2 separate regions of the Homo sapiens genome follow, and region 1 is linked to region 2. A link is a contact called in ENCODE Hi-C or POLR2A ChIA-PET data. All regions are on one chromosome and are shown on one strand. The core of a region is the stretch at or near the end of the contact, and the rest is flanking DNA. Distances in the headings are between cores, read along the strand shown. Region 1 holds the start of CD8A (CD8 subunit alpha). Region 2 holds the start of CHMP3-AS1 (CHMP3 and RNF103 antisense RNA 1).

Region 1 (6,524 bases), core at 4,005-6,504, 230 kb before region 2:
ATGAATTTCTCAATGCTAGCTTCCAATTCATTAATTATCCCTTCAACTATGTCCAACCTAGAGTATATCCTTGTTTAATATGTAGAGTGTTCATTTCCAGTATGCTCAGTATTTATCATCTTCAACTGTTCTTCTTTAATTTCTGCATTTTCTACATTTGTTGTTCTCTTTGTTTTAAACATTTTTCAAATTGTTCAATAATTTGCCTCTTTTTGGAAGTGAATTCACATTCCACTTGTTGAGTCTTTTTTATGTATACTTTGAATTTCGAGTGTGTGTGCAGGGTTATCTTGAATAGAAATTTTTGAAAATCTCTTCCTCTCTTTACTCTCTCTTTTCCTGAGTTTTTTAAAGTAGCCTCTGACTTTCCAGGGCCCACAGTCAGAACTAGGCCTTACATGGGTGGCTGTGGGCTCTCTTTCAATCAAGAGAAAATCAGATCCAAATCCCTGTTTCAAGCAGAGAGCCTGGCTCCAGCCTTCCTCTATAGGCAAAGCACTGTGAAACTCTGTTAGCTGAAGGAGTCAAACTCTTGGTGCCTCTACACTAAGAACAGACCCTCAAGACCCAGGCCCAAGAATGGTTTGCTAAGAACAGATCCCAGCAAGCCAGCCCCTGATTCCAGCCATTGTCCTGCAACTACATCCTTGAAGACGTTTATCTTGCTTTTGAGTACATCTGCCTTCTCCCCTTCCTCCTCTTCTTTTGTTTTTAACTATACCATTGCTATATGTTAAAGCATGGTATCAGCTGATCTTGATCAGACATATCAAATGCCTCATTCTAAACAACCTCTCTCCTAATTCTTCCTTTATCTTCAAACCCAACTATATGTGAAGCCTTTCCTGACCACTCTTACTTGGAATGAACTATCTAAGCCTCCTCTGGTCTGCTGTACCCTACTTCTACCTTCCTTTAGCTTTTACTGAGCAAGAATTTCTTGAGTGTGTGCCACTCAAGTGTGTGCCAAGCCCTCTGTTTGGCACCCTGGTGTAAACATGAGAGGGACAAGGCTCCTTCCTCAAGGGACCAAGGGTTTGGTTGTCAAGCTGGACAGGCAAACAAACCATTGTGCTCCAGTCTGCAGATACCCAAGGTCCGGGTGACACAGAGAAGAGAAGGATGTGGTCTGTACTGTCTGGGAGTGGGAGGGGGAAGGAGCTAAACCCCACAGGAAGGAGATGCTTGAGCTGGGTCTTAAGGGAGAGGAGTTTGGTAAGCAGAGAGCAGAGGTGAGAACATTCTTGGCTGAGGGAATAGCATGTTTAATGGCTCTGAAGTGGAAAGGACTAGGGTCCGCTTGAGAAATGAGAGATGCGGAACCTAGGAGGAGTGAAGAAGGTGACAGACAAGAGGACAGAGACTATGAAACCAAGTGTGCAGGGCCTCACAGGCAACATTAGGGATCCCCGACATTCTACTAGGGACACCAGGAAGTCCTTTCAGGTTGAAGCAGGGGGTTGGCATGATGAGATTTTCTCTAGAAGGGACCAGAGCAGAAATGGGGTTGGCCAGTTAAGAGGCCATTGCAAAAGTCCAGGAAAGAAGGACAGCAGCTAGATGAACTTGGGGAACTCGGGGTGGAGGAAAAGAAAGGTGACAGAAGTGAGGCCAAATTGATTGGTATTTCCAATTAAGATAAAACAAGCCCTGATAACTCTAGAGTTTCTAGCCCTGGACAAGCTAACTCCTTCCAAGAACAGTAACATCTCCATAGACCTGAATTGGCGATGGGGACACAGCAGGCAATTTCCCAGCCATGATTCCAAGTTGTCCCTGCAGTTCATGTCTTAGGAGCAGTGGCACAGAACCCTGATGGATTTCCTACCACTGCTCTGCCCGGTTTTGCATTTTGAATATGTCTTTAATCTACATTAAAGTTTTCCATTTCCATGGACCAGTTTAAATCAGCATAGAAACTGGTTACTATCTTACTCTATCTACTTCTGGATATTTTTTTAAATAAGGGGCTTGCTTAAAGGAGTGCAGTCATTCACATTTCTTCATGCCATCCCAAGTCAGTGCTACAGTGTGGGGTTTGGGAACTTACCTGGCAGTGATGGACAGGCCCAACCCAGCCCTCTGCACACCTGGTCTACAGAAAGTTTCTCCAGAACTTGTGCAATTGCATCTGTTCTGCCACTGCAAGGCGGATGTCATTGTGGTCACATCGAAAATCCACCACGTTCTGCAAAAAATATCACTGGGGTCACAAAGCCTCCTTGATGGGTTTGACATGTTGCCTTATCCTCCCCACCCCAACCCCCATGGTGCTCTGTACAAAGGGGCTGCCACCCCACTGGCTGACACTTTTCTGAGCTGCAGGGCTAGAAGGCCCCCAAGCTGATTTCCGTGAGACTAAGATGGAACTAGTCTATTTTAAAGCAGTACACCCCCAAATCTGGCCATCATCACACTCAGGGGCCTGATTCTCAAGATCCAAATAGGTGGAGGTTGACTCTGGCCCCCTCAGTGCTTCCACCACTGGGCAAGTGCAGTTTCGTGTCTAGCCATCTTCCTTACCACCCTGTTGATTGTAGCCTTTGGCCAGCAGGGCCATTTGACACTCCTGATACAGTGCTGGTGGTGCTGAGCAAAATGGCAAACTACCATCTACAGCAAGAATTGATGTGTTGGTGGCCTGTCTGGACTTGATTGCTTCCTTGTCTCCCTCATTCATGTGAGTTGAGGGACAGCACTGTGTCTACACAGCGAGGGACCCTCATACCATGCACACACACACACACATGCATACATCGATAGGCCAGTTATAACCATCATTGTAAAGGTGTTTTCTTCCCCAACTCCCTCATCTCCCATTTGAAAAAGCTGCAGGTACTGGTGCAAGCCCTCAGTGATACAGATACATTATATCTACCACAGCCTTGCTAGTGTTGCAATAATGAGAAATCGCCTAAATGTCCACTAACAGCAGAATTAAATTATGGAACACCCATATATAATGCACCCATTTATAAGAATGGGGTGGATCTTCATCTGCTGAACGCTCTCCTTCTACTGTGAAACAAGATAGGTTGCAAAAAAATATTTATCTCATACAATCCCATGTGTCTAAGATGATGTATAAACATCTGTTTATGTACAGATAATATCTAAGGGACACATTCAACTGTAACAGTGGTTTTCTGTGGGGAGCAGGTGACAGTGAGGAGAGTTGAGACAGGGAACTTTGTGTTTGTTTTCGTACAAGAATATATTGCACTGTTGTCACTTAAAAGACATTTTTAAAAATTTCTGAATATAAAATGTTACATGTTCCATGCTAGAATAAGCATCTTGGATGCTTTGAGGGAGCTGGAAGGAGGTACTGAAATCAAAATAATTAAAAAAAAAAAAAAAAGCCCATCCAGGCCCTGATATGGTGGCTCACACCTGTAATCTCAACACTTTGGAGGCCAAGGCGGGGCAAAGCGCCTGACCTCGGGCATTGGAGACCAGCCTGGGCAACATGGTGAAACCCCATCTCTACCAAAAATACAAAAAATTAGCTGGGCATGGTGGTGTGCTCCTGTGGTCCCAGCTACTTGGGAGGCTGAGGTGGAAGGATCACTTGAGCCTGGGAGGTAGAGGCTGCAGTGAGCCGAGGTGGTGCCACACTGCACTCCAGCCTGGGCAACACAGCCAGACCCCATCTCAAAAAAAAAAATAGCAACAACGACAAAGAACCCATCCAACACTTAAGTTTGTACTTCACAAGGACAAGGAGAATGCAGTTCAACAAGCACAGCTCAGCCCATGCTGTGTTTCTGGGGATGGAGGACACATCATGAAGTCTCGGCATGGTCCTCGCCCAGCAGAACTAATGGGTGGGGCAGACACATGGAACACAGAATGCCAGGTGTCTTGTCTCTAGGATCAAGCAGTAGCAATGTGAGGTGCAGCCACTATGGGATTCAAAGTGGAAAGACTCAGAAACCCTGAAGAAATGGGAAGAGGGCATGCCACTGGAGCTGGAAGGTTTCAGGACAGCAACAGTCAAAAAGGAAAGATGAGCCTGTAGTCCCAGCTACTCAGGGGGCTGGGGTGGGAGGATCACTGGAGCTCAGGAGTCCCAAGGCCAGCCTGAGCAAAACAGCGAGACTCCAGTCTTTTTTATTTTATTTTATTTTTTAAAGAAACAAAAAGGAAGGGGACACACATGTGTTAGGGACAGAAAAGAGAAAACCGCCTCTACCCAAGCATTCACCCACATCACCCACACCTCCCTGCAGAGCACCCAGAGCTGGGGGTGAAAGAAATGAGGTCCAAATGAGACAGCACAGGAGCTGCCTCCAGGGCTTAAACAGACCAGCATTCCAGGCCGAGGGACCGCAAGTGCAAGGGCGTGAAAGCACAGAGCGCAGGGGTTGAATGACTTCAAGCCTGTGAAGCTGCAGCTGCAGGTGTATGGGAAAGGCAGGGCAGGGGGCTGTGCGGAGGCTGGGAGGAGCCAGCACCCAAGGGCTGGTCAACCAAGCTGGGGGTTGAATTTCCATCCAGCAATGCAGGCCATGGGAGGCTGCAGCAGTGACGCTGTCAGATCCCCTTTGTGAGAATAATAATTTTTATAACAACGTGGCTGGAGGACTGATCAGGAGAGAGACTGGTGTGAATTGAAGGCTGTTGCAATGGCTCCAAGAAGAGATGAGGCTGTGTGGTGAGTTTAGCCGCTGGATGAAAGGCCGGAAGAATGAGGTCAGCAGCGCACTGACACCGACACCCAAAGCTTCGGCTGCTGCCGCTCTCATGGAAATCTCCTGGGGGAAGGGAGAGGGTCCTTCCTCGGTGAAAACTGGGGCTGCTCTAGCGAGTTCCTCAGAAGCGGGCAGGTCGCTAGTTCCTCTTCCTTTTCAGCCCTCAGTGCCCATTTTGCCAATAAAAAGTCCCAAGGTGACAGTACAAGAGACGCCTTTAGTGAAGGCAAAGGAAGGGACACTCCCCTCCTTTGCTGCCTACTCTCGCCCTCACTTCTTGAAATCTTTGGTCTCCCTTCACCCACTCTGTCACTCTCACAAGACAACCATTTCCAAGGACTATTTCCAAGCCCTTTTCCTCATCCCCAAACCCGCAGTTTTCAGCTGCCCCCAGTTGCCTGGCCAGGCTGCCTCGACGGCCCTATTCACGGGCCCCAGCCTCCTCGCCGGGCTGGAAGGCGACAACCGCGAAAAGGAGGGTGACTCTCCTCGGCGGGGGCTTCGGGTGACATCACATCCTCCAAATGCGAAATCAGGCTCCGGGCCGGCCGAAGGGCGCAACTTTCCCCCCTCGGCGCCCCACCGGCTCCCGCGCGCCTCCCCTCGCGCCCGAGCTTCGAGCCAAGCAGCGTCCTGGGGAGCGCGTCATGGCCTTACCAGTGACCGCCTTGCTCCTGCCGCTGGCCTTGCTGCTCCGTGAGTTTGAGACGCCCGGGAAGGCAGGGGATGGGGCGGGCGGGGGGCGGGGGGCGCGGGACTGCGGGCTCAGCCTCGCTGCTTGCCGCCTGCAGACGCCGCCAGGCCGAGCCAGTTCCGGGTGTCGCCGCTGGATCGGACCTGGAACCTGGGCGAGACAGTGGAGCTGAAGTGCCAGGTGCTGCTGTCCAACCCGACGTCGGGCTGCTCGTGGCTCTTCCAGCCGCGCGGCGCCGCCGCCAGTCCCACCTTCCTCCTATACCTCTCCCAAAACAAGCCCAAGGCGGCCGAGGGGCTGGACACCCAGCGGTTCTCGGGCAAGAGGTTGGGGGACACCTTCGTCCTCACCCTGAGCGACTTCCGCCGAGAGAACGAGGGCTACTATTTCTGCTCGGCCCTGAGCAACTCCATCATGTACTTCAGCCACTTCGTGCCGGTCTTCCTGCCAGGTCCGCGCGCCGGGTTGCGGCACCTCTCCGCGTGGGGCTTGGGGTTCACCTCAACCTGTTTTCCACACCTGGGCCCTGCTTTCAAGCCTCTTAGCGCACCTGGAAGCGACTTAGATACTGTTCCCATTTCACAGACACAGCAAACTGAGGCTAACGCGAGGCTGAGTAGGGACTGGGGATGGCTTTTTACGTCCGGCCGATCTGGACTCGAGTTCGGATTCTTGTGTGATTCTGGGCAAATGACTTAAATTATCTGCGCCTCCGTTTGCTCGTGGGTAAAATGCGGACAGCAATCAACCCGCGCTCCAGGGTTGCTGGTTCAGCCCGGGAGAGAGGCCAGGTGCAGGGGAGCTGGCTCCTGCGCTCCGGCTCTGGGCGCCGGGTGCGCTGGGCTGAGCCGAGGCCCGAGCACAGGGGTCCGCGCGCATCCCGGGGTCCCCATCCTGTCTCCTCTGCTATCCCTTCTCCCAGGAAAACCGGGGGGAGGCGTCCCCGTGGGGAAAGGTGCGCGAGGCCGGGGCTGGGGCGCCTCCATAACCCCAGCCTGGCCCCCAACCACGCTCTGTTGCTCTTGCAGCGAAGCCCACCACGACGCCAGCGCCGCGACCACCAACACCGGCGCCCACCATCGCGTCGCAGCCCCTGTCCCTGCGCCCAGAGGCGTGCCGGCCAGCGGCGGGGGGCG
Region 2 (6,180 bases), core at 192-2,691:
GCAGGCGTATGGCGCATGCGCAACATCCCCTAGTGCCGCCGCTCCCTACTCTGGGGGTTGGGACTACCTCCTTTTCCGCGGGCCCCGCCCAGGCGGCTGCCCGTGACCTGCCTGGGCGCGGGGAACTGAAAGCCGGAAGGGGCAAGACGGGTTCAGTTCGTCATGGGGCTGTTTGGAAAGACCCAGGAGAAGCCGCCCAAAGAACTGGTAAGGGCTACGGCGGCGGCAGATAAGCGGGTGGATCTGTGTGGGGCGTAGTGAAGTTGGTAAATGACAGGACACTCTTCTCCCCACCGCCTGCCCGATACCGCCCGGCCCCCATTTCCGGGGACTCCCACTCGACAGGGGGGCCGGAGGAAGAGTCTTTAGGAGTCGGCTGTGGGACGCGAGAGCTCCTGGTGCCATGGCTCTCGAACAGGTAGCCGAGGGTGGATGAAGAGTTTCTCCACCTCGCCACTGAGCGCGTAGGCAGCGACACCGTCCTGGCCTCGGAAACCTCTTCCCCCTGCGCGCGTTGGTACGACCCGCCCGGAACCTTTTCCCAGCGTAGGCCCCACCCCTCCAGCCCGGCTGCGGACCACCCGGAGAACCTTCTCCTGCCCGAAGCGTTGTTTGGAGCGGGCCGGGTCGCGTCTGCCGGAGGAGCCGTCTGTTCTCCGTCCTCCCTGTTGTGTTGAAAAAGAGGCTCAGTTTCCTCTTTCCCCAGCCCTTGTGTTGACCCTAGGCACATACCGTAGCGGGGCAGGGACTCGACCCAGAAGAATGTTACAGAAGATAGCTCTGGACCCGGCTTCGAACTCTCGTTACCTATTAATTGAGATAATATTGGGAGGCAAACAGTTGAAAATGCCCTGCAGTCAGTCAACCTAAGTTTGAATCCTGCCTTCCCACATCTCAGCTCTGTGATCTCTGGAAAGTTCACTTCTCAGTGCCTTCTCGACTGTGAAGCCAGAATAATAGTAGTGTCACCTCAGAGTAATTGAAGATTCAGGGATGTAAAGTTTTCATATTGGTAGTTAGGGCTAATTCTTTAAATACGGCACAGCTTTGCTACTCAAATGCCAACCAGCAGCATCAACATCACCTGGGAGCTTGTTAAATCTCGGACACCACTCCAGACCCACTGAGTCAGATTTTGAATTCTGACAAGCTCCCTAATGATTAGTGTGCACATCAGTGCTTTGAGAAGCACTGCTCTGCAACACCTAGGCTTGTCCATAATGGAAAAAAAAAATCCTGAAATCCTTTAATAAATGATCTTACCTGTTCAGCTCTAGCAGGCACATTTTAAAAACTAATCTTATGCATCTTGCAATTCCTGGCACATAATGTGCGTTAATGTAAATTTGTTGTTGTTGTTGTTAAAGGCCCTAGAACAGTAGACACTCATTATTTTCGTCAGGAAACTTACTCAGTTTTGCTCCTTGGTAAAATAAAAATTGTGGCGCTTAAATGAAATAACGGTATAACATCACTTTGGAAACTATAGAACATTATATAGATGCACATTTTGTGACATCTGTATATTCTAAGATTCTTGTTATTGTAGAAGTGTGGTAGGGAGAGATTATTTGTTGTCTTCAGTGTTTGGCCTTGGCATTGCCATTCGTAAATTGAGATAAGATTATGGAGAAGCAAAAAAGATGCTGGGGAAATGGTTGCTTTATTGTTTAAACTAGTCTCTAGTATATGTACTACTATACTACTCTAGTATATTGTACACTTAGATTGTTTTTAAATGATAAATTGCTAAGAACACGATATTGGTACACTCTTCAGTAGGGTAATCTACCTGAGAAAGCTGATTGACACTGGAAAATGGCAGGGTTGATGCATGAGATTGGTTTTTAAAACTATGCTTGCCAGAGCCGAACAGGTAAGATCATTTATTGAATAAAAAATTTTAGTTGTTTTTCCCCCCATTATGGACAAGTCTGGGTATTGTAGAGCAGTGCTTCTCAAGCATTAGTGTGCACACTAATCATTAGGGATCTTGTCAGAATTCAAAATCTGATTCAGTAGGTCTTGGATAGGGTCTGAGATTTCTAATAAGCTCCCAGGTGATGTTGATGCTGCTGGTCTACACTTGAGTAGCAAGATTGTAGAGTGAATTAAGATTAGCCCTAACTACCACCACCTTTAGCTAACATATTGAACCAGGCATTGTGTTAAGCACTCTGCAATGTTATGAGGTAGGAACTGTTATTGTCTCCACTTTACAGGTGGCAACTGAGGCATACAGTATTTAGGTAATTTGCCCAAGGTCATACAGTTTGTGAATTACAGCACCAGAGGTTATGTATTCTAAGGCCTATACTTAGAATTATCATGCCATTTATACTACCTCCCAAAGAGGGATTATAAAGGTGAAATAAGAAGCCAAAGAACTTAACTTCTAGCAAGTAAGATAAACATTTTAAGAGCTGGTTTGGATAGGGCACCTGATATGGTTTGGATCTGTGTCCCCGCCAAATCTCATGTCAAATTGTCATCCCCAGTGTTGGAGGTGGGACCTAGTATGAGGTGATTGGATCATGGGAGCAGATTTCCCATGAGTGGTTTAGCACTATCACCTTTGGTACTGTCCTTGAGATAGTGAGTTCTCATGAGATCTGGTTGTTTAAAAGTGTGTAGCACCTTCTCCCTCATTCTCTCTTGCTCCTGCCATGTAAGATGCCTATTTCTTTGCCTTCCCCCATGATTGGAAGCTTCCTGAGGCCTCCCCAAAAGCAGAAGCTGCTGTGCTTCCCGTACAGTCTGCAGAACTGTGAGCCAGTTAAACCTCTTTTCTTTTTTTTTTTTTTAAATTATACTTTAAGTTCTGGGTTACATGTGCAGAACGTGCAGTTTTGTTACATATATACACGTGCTGTGGTGGTTTGCTGCACCCATCAACTGGTCACCTACATTAGGTATTTTTGCTAATGTTATCCCTCCCCAACCCCCAACCCCTGACAGGCCCCGGTGTGTGATGATCCCCTCCCTGTGTCCATATGTTCTCATTGTTCAATTCCCACTTATGAGTGAGAACATGCGGTGTTCGGTTTTCTGATCTTGTGATAGTTTGCTGAGAATGATGGTTTCCAGCTTCATCCATGTCCCTGCAAAGGACGTGAACTCATCCTTTTTTATGGCTTCATAGTATTCCATGGTGCCACATTTTCTTAATCCAGTCTATGATTGATGGACATTTGGGTTGGTTCCAAGTCTTTGCTATTGTGAATAGTGCTGCAATAATTTTTTTTTTTTGAGATGGAGTCTCGCTCTGTCGCCCAGGCAGTGCAGTGGCGCGATCTCAGCTCACTGCAACCTCCGCCTCCTGGGTTCAAGGGATTCTCCTGCCTCAGTCTCCTGAGTAGCTGGGACTACAGGCCCGTGCCACCACATCTGGCTAATTTTTTGTGTGTTTAGTAGAGACAGAGTTTCACCGTGTTAGCCAGGATGGTCTTGATCTCCTGACCTCGTGATCTGCCCGCCTTGGCCTCCGAAAGTCTGGGATTACAGGTGTAAGCCACCGCGCCCGGCCCTCTTTTCTTTTTATGAATTACGCAGTCTCAGGTATTTCTTTATAGCAATGTAAGAACCGACTAATACAGTACCACATACACAGGTATAGGAGTTCAGTGGTTGGAGTGATTATCTCCAGGCTGAGATGATCAGAAACAGTTTGACCTTTCACTGTCATGTGTTCCATCCTCTTCCTGCCTATGAATGGGTTCTTGACTATTTAGTAGGATTTTTAGTGTTAGATTATCCACTTTATCTGGTGCTGGAGATACCCTGCCCAAGGTTTTCTTCAAGTTCCTCCTCAGTTCTTCAAGGTACCCATTCAGTTTTGATATGTTTTAGTTTGTTAGAAGAATGTCCATCCACTTTAGGGTCAGCTTCTACCAAGTGCCAGGCTTTCTCTCACACCTGTGACTTGTGAACAAAGAAAGTGTTTTGTCACCAGCTGTGGTTACTTAGCATTAGTCTGTAATTCAAGAAGGTGCCAATAAAGCAGGGATGGTGTATTAGTCAGGGTTTTCCAGAGAAGTAGAACCAATAGGATGGATGGATAGATAGGTAGTTGAGAGGGAATTTAATATGGAAATTGACTGGGGATTATGAAGGCTGAGAAGTACTATCATATGCTGTCTGTAAGCTGGAGACCCAGAGAAGCCAGTGGTGTAGCTCAGTCCAGGGTTGAAGGCCGGAGAACCTAGTGAGTTGGGGTAGCACTGATGGAAGTCCCAGAGTCCAGAGAGTAGAGAACCTACAGTTCTGATGTCTAAGAGCAGGAGACGGGTATCCCAGATGCAGAAGAGAGCAAGAATTTGCCTTTCTTCTGCCTTTTTGTTATGTCCAGACCCTCAACTGATTGGATGGTGCCCACTTACATTGGGTGGGGGCTGATCTTCTTTAGTTCACTGATTGAAATGCCAATCTCTTCCAGAAACACCCTCATAGACATATTCAGAAATAGTGCTTTACCAGCTATCTGGGTATCCCTCAACCCAGCTGAGGAGATACCTAAAATTAACCATCACAGATGGGAAATACTTTTTTCTCTGTAGAACTGCTGATGCACTGATAAAGTATTGAGAGCTGTGTATGAATAAGAAGCCAAGTAATGTTAGTTTGGCTTTTTTTTTTTTTTTCTTTTAAGGGAGAAAGAAAATACTTAAGAGGCCAAGTGAAGGAAATTTTCAAAGATAAGAAAATGTTGGCAGAAATGGAAGGGGCATTAGAGAGAGAGGGAATTGACTAAATGCTGTAGTCTCAGCTGGGCAGTTTTTGAGTTGGGATAAACTTACAAGACAGCTCCTTCTGTTGGGGGCTGAAAGATGCAGGCAGGTGGGTCTGGGTCCTGGCACAGGATAAGCAGAGGCCAGGTGTAGTCATATCACACCATCATGGTTGTCACACATGGTACCATTTAGGCCATGGTGACAGGTCAATTCGGGCAAGTAAGATACATTATGGGTGGTATCTCCAGAGCTCTGATATAATATGCAGCGTGCAGTGGGTGCTAAGTAAATATTTGTTAAATGATGAGTGAGTATCAGAATAAGGTTTAGTAGGGTTTAAGGTCAGGTAGTCCCAAGATGAGCAATGTTTCAAGGAACTCTCTAGGGAAACATTAACTATGTTAGGAGCCTCTGCAGACTAAAATCTTTGCCCCTGCACAAACTGTGGTGGAGACATTTTAGTGGTGAATCTATTCTGTTTTAAAGGATGCAAGTAAAGACCAGACTGGGCCTGCTGAGGATGAGGATGCCTTAAAATCCATTTAGAAACCTGTAACAGTCTTGGGGTGGGAATCAGGAGGACATGGAATTCTGCTGGAAAGAGATTCTTCTCTTAGACTTGAGGTTCTGCTGGGAAAATTGTTCTGTCTTACTTAGGGACTTCACTAATTTAGTCTTGGGGTAGAGTGCCCCCTTCCATGGCATCAGAATTCTTAAATCATATGACTTATGTTCTTAGACTGGGTCATGACTCATGGTTGTGGGATTCTATCAGAAAAGGGAAGAAAATGAGAAAGGGAGATGGAGTTCATACAACAAATATCGAGTGATTTTGGTGTGCGTTGGATTGGAATAAGGCTTACAAAAATAAGACACTAGATGACTTCAAAGAATATAGTTTACTGGAGGAGACTGACATGTAAATAAACACTGTAGGGAGATAGGAGCAATAATTTAAGTATATACAAAGTCTTTGATGCCATAGTGGAGGGAGTGATTATTCAGAATGGGGAACGGAAGCTGGTCAGGGACGGTCTCGGTCTTGTCACAAGTGGCATTCACCAGGTGGACGGTAGATATAGGATCAGGAAAGGGGAGGCATCCCTAGCAAAGTGAACTGAATATGCAGGGTTTAGAAGTGTGGAACATATGTTAGAGGAACTAGGGAAAAAATTCAGAATGGTTGGAGGATGAAATGCTATTCTGAGTGGAATGCAAGAGGAGTGATGGTAGTGGTAAGATGTAACATTGGAGAGGTAGGTAGAGGGCAGATTAATAAAGGTCTGTGTGTCATGCCTACTAAAGATGGGGAGCAATCAGAACAGTGGGTTAGGGCATGAACTAGAAGGAAGAGATTTAGGTAGGGAGGCCGGTTAGTGGCCCAGGTGATAGATGATGTGAGCCTTAGAATGGCAATGGGAATGGAGAGGATAGGATGAGTTTTAGAAAT

Evidence for each region. A loop is a pair of places that touch in the nucleus more often than their neighbours do. ChIA-PET counts read pairs that join two places held with the same protein, here RNA polymerase II (POLR2A). Pooled maps may share reads with other maps.
Region 1: a map of CD8-positive, alpha-beta T cell shows a loop between it and region 2 (2.9-fold over the local background). The contact joins the promoter of CD8A here to the promoter of CHMP3-AS1 in region 2. A Hi-C loop is called at or near these places in 2 of 168 maps with a recorded cell type or tissue (both CD8-positive, alpha-beta T cell) and 5 of 50 pooled maps. POLR2A ChIA-PET finds 5 or more read pairs at or near these places in 3 of 52 experiments (CD8-positive, alpha-beta memory T cell, Panc1 and activated B cell).

The regions. Positions count from the first base shown.
Region 1 is chr2:86,789,643-86,796,166 of GRCh38, reverse strand. It overlaps CD8A (CD8 subunit alpha), which reads left to right and starts at 5,254. Exons shown (of 6, transcript NM_001768.7): 1 at 5,254-5,390; 2 at 5,486-5,839; 3 at 6,417-6,524. The coding sequence starts at 5,342. LOC105374846 (a long non-coding RNA gene) reads right to left here and starts at 2,190. Exons shown (of 3, transcript XR_940321.3): 1 at 1-2,190. RefSeq lists an enhancer at 5,719-6,524.
Region 2 is chr2:86,557,331-86,563,510 of GRCh38, reverse strand. CHMP3-AS1 (CHMP3 and RNF103 antisense RNA 1) reads right to left here and starts at 1,441. Exons shown (of 6, transcript NR_183901.1): 1 at 1,264-1,441; 2 at 591-665; 3 at 112-243. The region is part of intron 3 of RNF103-CHMP3 (RNF103-CHMP3 readthrough); the gene reads left to right. It overlaps CHMP3 (charged multivesicular body protein 3), which reads left to right and starts at 68. Exons shown (of 6, transcript NM_016079.4): 1 at 68-207. The coding sequence starts at 163. RefSeq lists enhancers at 1-205, 363-462, 473-642.